Linked DNA regions of Mus musculus: region 2 is linked to region 1. Evidence: chromatin loops called from intact Hi-C (ENCODE). Cell type or tissue: heart. All regions are shown on one strand.

Region 1 (2,500 bases):
GCTGGAAAGGGGAACTCCAAACTAACAAGGGGTCAGTCAACTTTCTCTTTCCTCAAAAGCCTTTGAGTCAGAAACAAGCCTGAGGACGGCAGGGTTTGTAGGATGCTCGGAGTTCTGTGCACGTGCTTATTTTCTCAGAAGGAGAATTAGACAAAAATAATACAAATGGGAAATAAAGAGAATGACCTACTTTACTGGGGAGGGGAGGACCTCTGTGTGAGTGTTTTCATCTAATTGACTGGGTAGGGTTGCATGTCCAAATAAGGCCCCTCTGGTGCAGGTCCAGTTTGCACTGGAGAGGAGAAATCCAGGCCCCAGAACACCATGAGCCAGGACTAAGGCTAGCTCTTGGAACTGAAGCCTCAGAAGCTCCGGAGACCCCTTCTGGACACACACACACACACACACACACACACACACACACACACACACACGCACACGGGGAGGGGAGAGGGGGAGAGGGAAAGGGAGGAGAGGGAAAGGGAGGGGAAGGGAGAGGAAGAGGGAGAGGGGGAGGAAGAGGAAGAGGGAGGAGAGGGAGAGGGAGGGGGAGAGGAAGGGGGAGAAAGAGGGAGGGGGAGGGTGATAGGTAGCCAGGAGCCAATGGGGGCGTTTTCCTTGTCCAGGCCACTTGCTGGAATGTGAGATGTAGAATGACCCAAAGAGAGCTGCCAAGACAGAGCTCTGCCCCAGGAATTGAACTCAAAGGGTGTCAGAAAGCAGGTGGCCTTTGTGCACCTGGCGCGGGGACGTGGCTCCCCTCTTCCGGCTGGTCTAGCCAGGTGCCTGCCTGCCTGCCTGCCGTGATCTCTGGACGCCAGTAGAGGGTTGTTGTGGGTTTGGGTGAAACACGCCACCCCTGAGCTCTTCCGCGGGGCTAGCAATCTCCCCATCACCCCATTCGCGCTCAGAACCCCCTCAGCGAGTCTAACAGCAGGCCTGGTTCCCCGTACCCCGTCTGCACATCTGTCTTGGCTAGGGGTTTGCAGAAGCTTGGGAAAAGGGCTCCCTGTGTTCTTGCGCGCGCCGCTCTCTACAGCTTCTCTTTTTCTTGGATTCTCGCCTGTCTCCTCCCACAGGAAAAAAAAAAAAGGTCACGTATGTTTGGAAAAATATGTAGGTCAGTGGAACATTTCCTGCACTGGTGCAAAAGGAGAGAGGGCAGTGGGGGCGGGGAGGGAGAGGCCCGGCGCTGCTCCTAGGGCGCCTCCTGGCCGCAGCCCCCGACCTGTGGCCCTGGGGTTACAAGGGGACATTTAGCGGGTTCTTGCCGATCCTTGACCCATTTTCCTGACCAGTTAAGCTCGCCCTGGAGGAGGCACCGAGCGTTCCTCCCTAGCAACCGCTGCTATATTCCACGAACAGCGTTCACTCTCACATCCCAGGACCCTTCTTCTCACCTGGTGTTCCCTCACCCACCCACGTCCCCAGTAACCTGAGTCACGGAAGCGCAGAGGCCTGCCCTTAGAGGTCGGCGTGGGCGAGGGGGACAAGACAATCACATTCTAGCAAACACCCCCACCCCGTGACAGCACAGTGGCAGTGGGCACTGAGATGATTCCCATTTACCCGGGGCACGGATTCTTTGCTACCCCCCTAGTGACAACTTTAGCAGGACCCTGGCCGGCAGCTCCTCAAATGTCAAGCTCGCCTCCCCTCTTCCAGGTTCCGCACTAAGCACAGTCTCCCCCTTCCACCGCGCCCAGTCCGGACCAGACTGGCCGGACCCCCACGTCGATACCCCCACACCCCCCTCCCCAAGCAGCCCCGCAGGACTCGCAGAGGCCCTGGGGGCGCACCGGTGTCTGCCCCGCCGAGAGTCGCCGGGGGGTCGCAGGGTCCGCGTCCCTGCGGCACGCGCTGAGTGCGCGGCTCACACTGGGTTTGGACCGTAGGGGGGTGGGGGGAGCGGGTAGCCGCCGGAGCCTGGAGGCTTAAGAGGAAGAGGAGGAGGAGGAGGAGGAAGGGGAGCGGGAGGAGGAGGAGAAAGAGAAGAGGGAGGAGGAGGAGGCGGCAGCGGGGCGGGGAGGTGGCGGCGGTCCCCAGCTCTACGCGCCCAAGAGTTTGCGGCGCGAGCGGCGGGCTTTTCCGCAGGACCCGAGGGACCCGCGCAGCGGCCGCGGAGCCCCGAGACCCCGGCGGCAGCGGCGAGAGCAGCGCCTCCCGCCGCCGCCCGGGAGAAGCTCCCCGAGCCCGCCTGCCGCCCCGGCTCCCCGCGGCGGCGGGAGGCGCGTCTCCCCGGCCCAGTCGGTGCCCGGCCTGGCGGGGCCGCCCCGGCCCGCTCGGAGGTAAGAGGCCACCGCGCTTGGGGACGCACGATCTCGGGTGGGAATACGTGCGCGTGGCTCGCGGCTCTGGTCACCTGCTCGCTAGCGCTGGGGACGCGCGGGGCAGGGAGGGACGCTCGGGCGCGACACCGCGCGAGGCTGCGCAGCGCAGGCACCCGGGGGTTGGGGCGCGGGGAGGTGAGTCCTGCGCACTCCGGGTCCTGCCGCCCTGG
Region 2 (2,500 bases), 340 kb after region 1:
TGCCTGTGTTTATGTCTCTCTGTGTGTGTCTTTGTATCTGTGTGGTGTGTGTGTGTGTGTGTGTGTGTGTGTGTGTAATGCAGTAATAAGGTCTAAGACCATTTGCTGGAGGCAGTAATGCACTGAGAGCAACAAAACTCCCTCCCCCACTATGTTGGCTGTGGAGAGGATCTGACTGTGCTGTGTGCTGTTCTGAGTTAGCAACACCGGAATCCCATTTCTCCCTTACACTGAGATCGATTGAGATGAAAGATCCTTATTCCCTCTGGTTGCCATATTTGCCGTGTGGATCAATGCGTGGGAGGATGAGAGGATGGCCTTTGCTTGGGACTGAATTCCAGCTTCTTAGATGAGCCCTCTCTTGGATTAGATGGCTCTGGCTCTCGCTTAGACCAGGTGGCCAGCTAATACCCATGCTTCCCTGACTATTCCATGCAACGTAAAGAGAGGAACACTACCAAACTCAAACAACAAGCCAGGACCACTCCCGGGCAAACACTAACAGCTATTCTTCTTGAATATAGCATTGCCATGGTATTTATATATTTAGCCATGTGGTGTGTGTAGGGTGGGGATCGATTTCTTTAAGTTTTATTTGTGTGTGTGCATAGTTGTGGGCACATGGATGCTATGGTGTGTCAGAAGAAATGTTTTGAGAACCAGTTCTCCCCTCCCACATAGACCCAACATCTGCTTCTGTTCTTGTCAGGTAGCAGACACCCACTTTAGCACACAGACATACATGCGGACAGAATATCCATACACATAAAATTAATTAATTGATAAGAATATTTAAATTAATTAAAAAAAAACCCACTACTCAGCACTCCAGTGACCTTTGCAGAGATATGATCACAGCACCCGGGAGAACAGCTTCAAGGAACAAGGCTCATGGTTTCACACATGCCATTCCATCAGGCAAAGAAGGGCATGGTAGAGCAGAGCCCTTTGCAACATGGTGGGCAGGAGGCAGAAGAGCAGACAGGAAAAAGTCAATAATAAATATTCTTACCACTACTGGCTTGCTTCTTCTAGCTAGGCTCCGCCCCCTAAAGATTCGAGAAGTTCCCAAACACTGCCATCTACTTTTAAAACACAACCCATTTTTGGCACCCGCATGGAGGCATACAACGGTCTAATTCTAATTCTAGGGCATTTGGTGCCCTCTTCTGGTCTCAATTGGTACTGCATGTGTGTGGTATCCAGCCCGCATGAAGGCAAAACACCACGCGCACAGCAAATAAAATAAGAAGAACCACAAAATAACAGTTGCAATCAGATACAAGGAGTTAGGGCTGGTGACTTGGTTGAACAACCATGGCAAGGCACTGCAGTGGAGACCTGGGATCGAAGGTTATCAGTAAGATGGATAAGCCCATCAGCTCGCCCAGTCTCCTTGCCCTCAGAGCCACTGATGCTGAAAAAACCAGCACCCAGACATAGGTACCACTGCTGTGAGCTACCTCAGAACCGAGGCAGCCTCTGGGCTCCTTTGAAGTGGCTGATTTTAGCAGCATGTTGCGATCATCTGTCTATGTTGGTATACCAGATTTGGTCACGGGGAGTCAGGAATACAACTATCGGAAGCCATTGGCAGAGTAAAAAGAGGACATACTGGGAGAGGATGCTAGCAATACACAAATCTTACAGAGGATTCATGCTTGAAGCTTTAAAACTCAGAGGAGTCAATAAGAAAGAAGACAAGTGTAAAAAGGCAGAAGGCTGTGATGAGAACCCTAAGAGATTAGCCCAGCGAGTATAAATAAAGTCTCCTTTAAGTACTCATCAGGTATGGAGGTTTGAATAGGTTTGCCCCACCCTACCCCCTAATCCCAAAGACTCGGTGTTTGAATGCTTGGCCCAGGAAGTGGCACTATTAGGAGGTGTGGCCTTGTTGGAGGAAAGGTCACTGTGGAGGCGGGATTTGAGGCCTTATGAGCTCAGGTCTGACCAGTGTGGAACCCAGCCTCCTGCTGCTTGTGAATCAAGATATAGAACTCTGGCTCCTCCAGCACCATGTCTGCCTGCAGGCCACCATGCTTCCCTCCACGATGATAATGGACTGAACCTCTGAACTGGAAGCCAGCCCCAATGAAATGTTGTCCTTTATAAGAGTTGCCTTGGTCATGATGTCTCTTCACAGCAAGAAAAACCCTAAAACAGGAGGGAAGTAAAAAACAAAAACAAAAACAAAAAAACATTGTTTAAGACAGGGACTGTTACATAACTATTGTTAGCATTCTGTCTAAACTCCGTCCCACAGTTACCTGGCAATAGCCAGGTAGGCTTGACCCATTATAAAAGGGGCTGCTTGCCCCTCCTCCCTTTCTCATTCCTTTCTTGGTCTCTTGCCTTCTTGCTCCCACTGTCCCTGCGCCCCTTCCCCCTTCTCTCTCCACATGCTCATGGCCAGCCTCTACTCCTCTACTTCTCTACTCTCTCCTTCTCTGCCTCTTCTACCCTCTTTTTTTTAAAGATTTATTTATTTATTTATTTATTT

The links. Hi-C counts contacts between places; a loop is a spot of excess contacts. Peaks named below come from ENCODE experiments on the same cell type or tissue, not always from the same donor. Only the 100,000 strongest peaks of a DNase experiment are listed, where the experiment ranks them.
Region 2: it touches region 1 in a loop (2.1-fold over the local background); 8 of 42 quality-filtered maps call a loop at or near these places.

The regions. Positions count from the first base shown.
Region 1 is chr1:39,191,722-39,194,221 of GRCm38, forward strand. It overlaps a transcript of Npas2 not described here. Among named protein-coding and RNA genes, the nearest start is that of Npas2, 1.3 kb to the right of the region's middle. In heart, a CTCF peak has its summit at 1,232; DNase peaks (open chromatin) are centred at 1,030, 1,640 and 2,410; H3K4me3 peaks cover 1,921 bases; H3K27ac peaks cover 978 bases; H3K27me3 peaks cover 1,997 bases.
Region 2 is chr1:39,529,303-39,531,802 of GRCm38, forward strand. No RefSeq gene overlaps it. Among named protein-coding and RNA genes, the nearest start is that of Cnot11, 5.1 kb to the right of the region's middle. In heart, a CTCF peak has its summit at 1,171 (motif pointing left); a DNase peak (open chromatin) is centred at 1,109; H3K4me3 peaks cover 311 bases.